2 separate regions of the Mus musculus genome follow, and region 2 is linked to region 1. The links are chromatin contacts, found by Hi-C in ENCODE. All regions are on one chromosome and are shown on one strand. The core of a region is the stretch at or near the end of the contact, and the rest is flanking DNA. Distances in the headings are between cores, read along the strand shown.

Region 1 (4,965 bases), core at 1,200-3,699:
ATTCTCTGTTCAAGATCTTGATAATATTTAGAAGGTATCCCTAGCAACCTGTTTTGTGGGTATACTAAGACAAAGTTTTATATATGATGAAAAATAATTGTTTGTTGTTTTTATGGTTGATTACCTACAAAATTTCAAGGGCTTGTTCACGTGCTTTGATCTCTCTCACATAGCCAAGACGCCTGAAAATCTTGATCATTCTGCCTCCACCTAAAGCTCGAGTTTGGTTTCACAAGTGTGCTTTTTACCTAACACAATTTTCCCTTATCACAAATACAGCATCAACATTATCACTTACAGTCTAAGAGTCCACTTTAAAATCAGCTGCCCACTGAACCCAGGCATTTTGCTCACAACACCAAGACTTTTCACCATGTATTACATGCGTCTTCTACTAACCAATCCAACACCAAAAACAGCACGTCCTCCTCTAACGTGTTATCCATTTCAATGCGTTATCCATTTAAATAAAATATTTTCACATGTTTACATTAATGAGACGACTATGTGATGCATTTGCTTCTCCTCCATATACCACCAGCACGACTGCACAGAGAAAATACATAACCAGCAAATCAATGCATCCATGTTGAAAGGAACTGGCAAGACCAGAAATTTAAGAAGCAAAGTGATAAGAACCTTAGGGAAAGCAAAATTCATACAAGTTGCTGATTCCAAGAGGCCTTAAAAGGCCATCCATTTCAATGACAACTGATAATCTATCCTCCTTTTGAAAGATGCCAGGCTTCCAACCTGCCATACAATCCGGTCATGTGATTTGGGAAAAATATAATTGACTGTTCTTTGTCCTACATTATGCTGTTTTTTTTTCTCAAACTACATGACAAAATATTTTAACCTATTTCTAAAATATACAGATTTACAAGTGCAGAGGACAAGCATGCATTGACACGTGCATTTATGCATAATACGAGCACTCGGGACATTCACTTTTGCTTGTATAAACACACAGGTATGTAAACATATAATCAAAGGCACATCACCATCAATTTTTTAAAAACTTTGAAGCTTACTTTCTCCTCATCGCAATTAATTTTTCTTTTCTTTATATAAACACCGGCCCGATTTAGAGGACTCATCACACAAAAAAAGAAAAACTATAAAAATAACTCAGATATTATATCCAAAAAGAACAATGTTAAGGTTTGACTTTTAAAGCTATTTGAGCAACAATCATTTTGAAAGAAGACACAATGAAATATGGTGACGGCTGGGAACAGCCAATGATAATGAACAAGTAACCCGGCTTAATCAAGTGGGCCAAAGGAATGGTTCAAATAAAACAAATCATTTTGGGAACATACATAAAATAAGGAAGTACCATTCAAGGACAAGCTAGGTACTCTTAAAAAACAAAAGAGTCTGTTAGAAATATATCAAAATATTAACAGTGAAATGCTATCTCTGGAGATGGGTTATTAATTCGTTGGAATTTATCACTCTTGATTACCTATACACCTTCAAGGTATTACACACATTTTTAAAACTAACGCAAATGGAGATTTTTGTCCCTGTGCTTCACAGCTACCATACACATGCATGCATAGTACATACATACATACATACATACATACATCGCGTCTTTACATAACCTCCTGGGAGAGGTAGGTACCAAGCTTCTGTCCTCGTGTCTCCTGGGAACCTGCCACCCATCACTGTTCCCAGGGTTAGCTCCTGTCATCACCACCATCCACCTCTCACCCTGGAGACTACACAACTGTCGCCTCGTCTCCGCTCCAGGTAGCAAGGGCTTTAGAAATTGTTATTTTATCCGAAGAGAGATTCAGAGAAAGGTTTACCGAAAGGATGAGCAGCCCCCACCCAAAAGCGCAGACGAGGAGAAAGACGCACGGTCTCAACCTCCACCCCTCCGAAGTCGGCCGGCGACAGGGAGCACCGGAGTCGCGACTCTCCTCAAGAGGAAGAGATGGGAGAGCCGCTCCCCAGTCCCAGTCCCAGCTAAGAGAGACGCGCTCGATAGCGGATAAAGGGGAGAAGGTCACAGACGCGACCCCTGAGGCGCTGAGGGGCGCAGACTGCAAGCTTATTCAGGGGCGGGTCCCTCCCTCCGGCAGGTGGCTCGGCTTCCAACAGGCTTCCAGGGGGCCAGGGGTTCCTCGGGCCTCCGCCCGCCGTCCACCCGGAGCCAGCAGTCCCGCTCGGCGGGCGGCCCCGGAACGGCCCCGAGCGGCTCGGCCGGGCCAGCCGATCACACACTCGGGAGGTCACGATGGCGAAAGAGAACGTGTTACCTACCGTACGTGGGTCGGGAGCTGGCGGCGATGGGGTGCGGCTCCAGCACCCGGCACCCGGCTGGCCAGCGGCCGCGCTAGCCGCGTCCTTTATATTTTTGCTGCAGCGGCGGCGACTTGTCAAAGGGAAAGACGTAAGAGGCGGCGGCGGCAGCGGCGGCAGCGACGGCGGCAGCGGCAGCGGCAGGCGAGTCTCGCGGGACTTATGAGGGAACTCTCGCGAGATCAGAAGCGCTGGTCCTGCCTCCTCCGGGCCTCGCGCGGGAGGTGGGAGGCAACCTGAGAGGAAAAGGGAGAGAAGATGCCGGCTTAGGCAGTGATGGGAAAGCGATGAGTACATCGCCGGCCGGGAGACCCTTCCTGTGAGGGTACTGGGGACACTCTACCGCCCCATGTCTCTTAACCGCTGGGTCCTCGCGGAGTCACGTGTGCCCGTAGGGAACTATCAATTGGGGGCATTTCACAAAGGGCGCTGAAGGATCAGGCGAGCGTGGATGTGTTCAGGATGAGTACGGGACAGTCTGCAAGAGGATCGGGGTCCGAATGCTGCCGAGGCCTCGGGGCTGCCGAGGACCGAGAGAAAAAGCTGCGGCCGGCCACACCCCTTTATCTCGGCTGCTTGCCGGGCGCTCTACTCCCTTTATCTCCCATCACAGTCTGCCCTTAACCTTGTGGCTGGTTAAGTTTACGCCCAAGCAAGTGTTTAAGTTGACCAACTTCTGCCCTGTCTGAGGAACACGGGAGGATTGACCTTTAGTACAGGTCTTGACCCTGACCTATACAGTGATGCACTCTGAGGAAGAACACTAACTTGGTCATCTAGCCCAACGTCTAGCATAGATGTAGGCGCTCAAATGTTGAATTGATATTGTTGAATGCCTCTGTACTTAAGGACTCCCAATCTCACCACTGTAGCCACCTTCAGCAAAAGGTTTTTCTGGAGAGAGAGCGGTTAAGAGGGCTATCTCTTACAGAGTGACTTGGCTTCACTTCACTTCAGGATGTCCAAAACCACTTGTAACTTCAACACTCACTTCTGAACGCTACAAGAACCTGCACTCGCGTTAACATACCCACACATACACATGAATTTGTTTTTGTTTTCAAGACAGGGTTTCTCTGCATCGCCCTGGCTGTCCTGGAACTCTCTGAAGACCAGGCTTTTTCCTGATTCTGCTCCAGAGTGCTGGGACTAAAGGCTTTTGGGGAAGGGGGGACGTTATAAATAAAATCTTTTTAAAAAATTCTTGTGCTAAAGACATAAACATACATGGTATAAGCAGCTGGGTGGGGTGGCAATCTCTGTGAGCTTGAGGCCAGTTTGGTCCACATACTGAGTTCCTCCCCTTTGGTTCAATTGGAAATGTGTATCATACAAATTTAGCCTAAGACAAAAGCTACTCTCAGCTTTGTGTGTGACTTGGAATGGCTTGCTTGGCTTCCCTGGACCTCAGTTCCTAATCTGTTCATTTAGAATATTAGTTATTATGACAGGGTTCCTCCTTAGAGGAGTATAGATAATGAGATAATCACTAAATAGAACTTCTAATGGTGCATATAAACTTCTATGTATAAGATGTGTGTTCTAGTCTAGGTATGAGAGGCAGATTAGCATGGAGTGATGACATTGTTGCTAGTGCTTTTTATGGTCTCAGGTGTTTGGTTTTGGTCCTGGGGAGAAGGGACTGAGGTGCATATTTTTCATATCAAAGCAGACCTGGCCTCCTGATTCTCCCTGCATCCCTCAGTTCCGACCTGTCATACCCTGCCCCCAAATGTGAGCTTTGCAGCCCAGGGGCTGGGTTGCCCTTCCCCCAGAGGCTTCTCCCTATAGAATCCAGACATTTTGCGTGCTCTCTCTCTCTCTCCCTCCCTCCCTCTCTCTCTCCTCTCTCTCTCTCCCTCTTTTCCCTCTCTCTCTCTCCTCTCCCATTCTCCCACTCTCTCCCTCTCCCACTCACTGCCTTGCAGACCTGAGTTCTGTTCCCAGCACCTATATCAGGAGGCTCCCAACTGCCTGGAACTCCAGCTCCAGAGAGATCTGACACCTCTGGCCTTAGCAAGCAGCTACATTCACATGTGCATACCCCCATACAGATATGCACATATACACATAGATATCATTTAAAAATAATAAATCTTTTTTTAAAAAAAAGACATTTCCTCTCTTGCCCTCTATTTAGCTTCCTCCCTAGGAGATATATGCAAAGAACTAAATATAATTGAGTCCAACAGCACTCAACTACTTTTTAAATTTTCACTTATTATTTTTATCTTTTGTGTAAAGTGTTTTGCCTGTATACATGCCTGTGTGCCACCTGCATGCAGTGTCCACAACAGCCAAAAGATGGGACTAGACCCCTGGGAACTGACATTACCCACCACTGTATGGGCCACAACGTAGGTGCTGGGAATCAAACCTGGGTCCTCTAAAAGAACTGTCAGTACTTTAACAGCTGAGCAATTTCTCCACCCCACATACAATTACAAATCAATGTCAGCAAGGAAACTCTACTTTCCACCATGACTTTGGCCATACCACTTTTTCCAAACTCAAGTACTCAAATCAGCACTTTTTTAAAGCCTCATCAACATCAGCCTCCCACCTCTACCACCTCAGATCTCCCCTAGAAAAATGGAAATGTGTTCTCAAGGCCAAGGGCTCACTATCATAATGGATCCTTGTCCTGAT
Region 2 (4,965 bases), core at 1,160-3,659, 140 kb after region 1:
GCTGGTACCAGCCATGTAGCAGGGTTTAGCAAGGGACAGTAAATTCACAAGACATAGAAGCTGCCATCCTTGCTCAGCCTACCCTCTTCTCAGGCAGAGGGCTCAGCTCCCCAAACACTCCACACCTGTTAGGGTAGGGCAGGGCAGGTCACCAACAGATAGGCCTAGCTATAGAACTTGGCTGGACCTGGTTGCACCTCACAAGGGCTCCCTGTTATCTGCCTAGGAGCCCCATTAAAAGGAGTATATTTTTAGATGGCATCTCAAGGTTTGGTAATGTCCCAACCCAATACCCAACACCACATGAAAAAGCCTGACTCAACCCTCTCAGACTCTGCACTGCCAAGAGAGAATAATCCCAGATGACCCAAATATCATACCATGAGATAGATTCATAAAGTTATGTGGGTACTGTTACATGTGCAGCTGCTCTCTATAAAGGCTAATTTCTATTGTAGGCTTTTATAATTATAGGTATATAAGTATACTTAAAATATATAAGTATAATTTAATTATTACTTATTTATTATTATCTTATTGAATATTATTCTTTTTTTAAAAAAAATACTTGAAGACACAATCTTGGTTCCATTTTCTAGACCAGAATATTGGGGGAGCTGGAAAGATGGTTCAAAGAATAAAATACTGCCCATGCAGACTTTATGATTTGTAATTAGATCCCTGGAACCTTAGAACCCAAAGATATGTGGAAGAAGAGAACTGACTCAACAGTGTGTCCTCTGACACACATGTCCATCACACTTCTCATATACACACAGTAAGAATAAATAAAAACGGGGGGGGGGTCGAAGAGGTGGCTCAATGAGTAAAGGTGCTGGCTGTTAGTTCTCAAAGACACACACACAGACACACACACCACACACACAGACACTACACACACATACACATCTCACTCAGTACCTGTGGCTTCTCCCATCACCCCTCATCTTTCTCCCATCCTAAGCCTCTCCCTCCCAAGGGCTGGCTCTGGCTCCCTTCCTCCAGCCTCTGACCCCTATATTACCAGCCATTCTGGTTATGCACTCTCTGAGTCTCCTGGTTCCCAGAAGCTCTGCTTGTTCCCCCTCCTCTCTTTTCTCCCTCTCCCTGCCCCACCTCTCATGACTGGGTTCAGCCTGGGACCTCCAAGATGCCTCTGGCTGTGCTCTCCCTCATACCTACAATAAACCTTCTCAGCTATATCCTAGAGAGGCCATGTCCTTATTTGTCCCTCACTTGTCACCAAGCCTCATTGGCTGCACTTGATCCCTGAGATCCAAATAATGGAAAGAAAGAACCAATTCCTGCAGGTTGTCTCTCCACATGTGTTGTGCAGTAGCATGCACGCACACACACACGCACGCACACACACACACACACACACACACACACACACACAGAGTACATCAATAACTAAATGTATGTCCTAAAGAATACTAAGGATTAAAAAAGGTAAGCAACTTGGCAGTTGGGTAAAGCGGTATAAACACAAGTCCTTGTCTCTCGACTCCAGCTTCAGGGTTCTCAAGGTAACTAAGCCTGCTAAGGGGTGCCAAGCAGTGGGGAGAGGGCCCACCACAGAGGGAAGGTTTGGTTTGCAGTACTGAGGATCAAATCCAGGGCCTCACTCATGCTAAGCAAGCACCCTACTGCTGAGCTAGTCTCTGACCTGATTTGTCTAACACTGCCAGCATGCAGAGATGATAAAAGGCAGGGTGATTATTTTTTTTTAACTAAATTTTATTGTTGATGTTAAATTCTCAAAAGACAACTCAACCCTTAAGCCACGCCTGCAGCAAGGGTAAGTGCTCCCACTGCCCACATACTCCCTCCTCTCGCCTAAGCCACGATCAGCCAGACCTGTTCTATCAACTCCCAGGGCCCAGGTGCTGAAGTTTTGTGCATCCTATGAACAGTGGGTCTAACTCATTCCCCTTCTCAACCAGCTCTCAGGCATCCATGAAGTGAGTGCCCCAAAGCCACCAGTTTATCAGGTGGAGCAGGGGCAGAGAGAGATGACTGAATCTTAAGAACATCACCCCGACAGAGGGTTCCCCCTCCTGCTTCCCCTCAGCCAGCACTGCAGTTCCTTTTCTCACCCTGCAGAACAATGGGCCACAGTTCCTCTGGAATTACCCAGCAGTCATTCAGGGCCATAGGGCAAAGGCAGTGCTTTGAAACTTCCACTCAAGGGACACCAGGTGCAGCCCAAGAGAGGGAATAGGACCTTCAGCCAGTGCAGTCTCGGAGACAGGAGCAGGTCAACTTACAGTCCCCAGGAACTGGATCAGCCAAATTATAAGGGGTGCACAGACACTCTGGAGATGACGTTTCTGAGGCCTCTCTGCACTCTACCTGGCTAGGTTCCAACGCTGGGCCTCTGAGGCCCTTTCCTTATCTCCCATAACCGCCCTCCAGCCAGGCTACTCCCATGAACTCTCTTGGCTGAGGCTATGGGTCAGTGGTAGAGTACTTGTCTAGCATGCCCCATGTTCAGGGTTCAATGGCCAGTACTGAAAAAATTGTGTGTGTGTGTGTGTGTGTGTGTGTGTGTGTGTGTGTGTGTGTGTATGTGTGTCCCCACACTACTGTAGCCACTAACCTGTTTCTAATCTTATATGTGTAAGTCTATAAACTACAACCACTCAAATTCAGAATTTAGAGTCCAAAGACCCAGGGTCTATTTCCAGTTTTGCTGAGTTTAGCCAATCGTGTAAGTCTCCCCCTCAGTTTCTTCGTACCTAACACAGACAGGAATGTTGCAGTTTTACCACATTGTAATGTGAATGAAAGGAGTCTGAAAGTTCCTGGTAAGGCAAGCTTCCGTGGGTGTAAATCCCCATTTCCCTGTAGCCACTGGATTGCCACAGCTCCATTTCCCAATCACGGTGGGTTCAGGAACTTGACTTAACCCTGATGAACCCCAACCTCAGCTTCAAAGTAAACGGTGCTGGAAGGCCATTGAAAAGCAAGGTTCCTCTGGTGGGACAGGACACCCAGAAAGACAGAGAATACTTTAGGACACTGGTATCTAAGTCAAGGCAGGCAGGAAACCATATAGTCAAGAAGCCAGAGTAGAGTAAAGAAACACAATATTGTCAGAAGTCAGAGAAGGAAGCAGGTGAGTGATAAAGGAGGGAGCAGAGCTTTGCCCAAAGCCAGGTGGGTGAGTCAGGAGGGAGACAGGGAGGGTGCAGCACCCACCTACAGCAGGTGGGATATCAGGGAAAACAGAAACAGCAGCCAAGAGGGAACTTGTAAATGGAAGAGGGCCCACAGCCATTCAAACGGGGCTTTTCTTCTGTCTGAGGAATGTTTTCCTTGTCCTGGGCCACATGGCTTAGACAGTTCTAGGCCCTTGACAATGGCTTTCACATTTATTTGGGTGTGGAGATGCCTCTCTCAGGCAAATACTTCACAGAGTACAATAGGTAAAACAGATAAGACACCATGTTTCTTTGTTGGGGGGAACACTCTGAGCCCACTCATCTACCACCCCCACACCTATGAAGCCTCCTCTTTAGAGGCTCTGTGGAACCCCAAAGCTCCTGGGAACCCAGTTTGAGAAGTAAACACAGGAGCATGAGTGTAGATGATCCCAAGGGAGTTTCCAGATGCAAATGACAACAGAAAGGAAGTAGAATACACTGAGGCTCGCCCAAATCATCTAGCCTTTTAAGAAGCATGCTCATCAAGGCAAACTCAGGGCCAAGAGAAAGAAACATGGGGCGGGAGAGATGGCTTGGCTTAGCAGTTAAAAGGAATACTGCTCTTCCAGTGGACTCATGTTTGGTTCCTACCATCCACAATGGGCAGCTCACAGCTACCTGTAACTTGAGCTCCACGGGGGGTGGGGAGGTCTGATGCTCTCTTCTGGCCTCTATGGGTACCTACGTTCACTCATACATACACATAAATAAATAAATACTAAAATAAATATTTTATTTTATTTTATTTTTCGAGACAGGGTTTCTCTGTGAAACCCTACCAGTCCTGTAACTCACTCTGTAGACCAGGCTGTCTTCAAACTCAGAAATCTACCTGCCTGCCTCCTAAGTGCTGGGATTAAAGGCATGTGCCACCACTGCCCGGCTAAATCTTTTTTTTTTTTTTTTTAAGGAATAAGAAATATGTGCAAGACAAGGATCAGGAATTTGAAATCTCCAGGGAACTTAAGCATGACCTACAAAATGTCCCCAGTCCCTAGTCCCCAGTCCCCAGTCACAGATGCTGTTGTGTGCAGGTCTGTGGCAGCTGCTTTCATGGGTTAGCTCATTTAATTCTCTGGCCCTACAGACGAATTTCCTTCCTCTGTCTTTTTTTTTTTTTTCCTGTTAGAAAAAAAAAAAATTCCTAAAGCACAAAAAGGAAGGAATTGTTGAGCAGAGCCAAGTGGCTCTGAGGGATGGTTACTGATTTTGAATCATAAGCACATTTTCACGCTGCTGTCAAATGAACGGGGGGTGGGTGAGTTGGGGGGTGGATGGGGGAGTGAGGGGAGAGGCACAGACACAAGTCCTAAAATAAAATAGGCCCAGTCCACATTAGACTTGACTATATAGGGAGATATTTTCATTGAAAACTTAGCTCAGCCCTCACTCAAAGTTCCCTTAGAGTTTACAGACTAGTCCATACAGAATAGATCTTTAAATGTGAGCTCGGGCTGTCCAGGATGGAAAGGACAGAGGTCCGATGGGCTGACTCAGTGTACATGGTGACCTGAGTTTGAACCCCAGAATCTCCTCGTTGGAAGGAGGAGAACCAACTGCTGCACAGTTGTCTGCTGACACCCACGTGTGTGCTGTGGCTATAGCCCACCCCATAAACAACAACAGCAACAGATTTAAAGAAAGCAAAAGACTTCAAAGAAAAGATGGAAAATCCAGGATACTTTGCCTGTTGCTGTGGAATATAAGGTCATCTCTCCTTAAATGCTAACACACTCAGTTTATCTTCTTGAATACC

What was found. A loop is a pair of places that touch in the nucleus more often than their neighbours do.
Region 2: a loop to region 1 is called in a map of heart, with 2.6 times the contacts of the local background. The contact joins the enhancer-like site here to the promoter of Herc1 in region 1. A Hi-C loop is called at or near these places in 1 of 37 maps with a recorded cell type or tissue (heart).

Annotation. Positions count from the first base shown.
Region 1 is chr9:66,347,934-66,352,898 of GRCm38, reverse strand. Herc1 (HECT and RLD domain containing E3 ubiquitin protein ligase family member 1) reads right to left here and starts at 2,449. Exons shown (of 78, transcript NM_145617.3): 1 at 2,278-2,449. It overlaps Gm30447, which reads left to right. Exons shown (of 2, transcript XM_006511600.4): 1 at 1-2,278; 2 at 2,381-2,574. The coding sequence starts at 1,828. The coding sequence ends at 2,556.
Region 2 is chr9:66,210,920-66,215,884 of GRCm38, reverse strand. The region is part of intron 2 of Dapk2 (death-associated protein kinase 2); the gene reads right to left. Among named protein-coding and RNA genes, the nearest start is that of Dapk2, 55 kb to the right of the region's middle. Within about 2 kb of position 2,409, at least 1 of the 3 ENCODE cell types and tissues checked has a DNase peak (open chromatin) inside an H3K27ac peak, as active enhancers do; it is heart, where a contact is called at or near this core.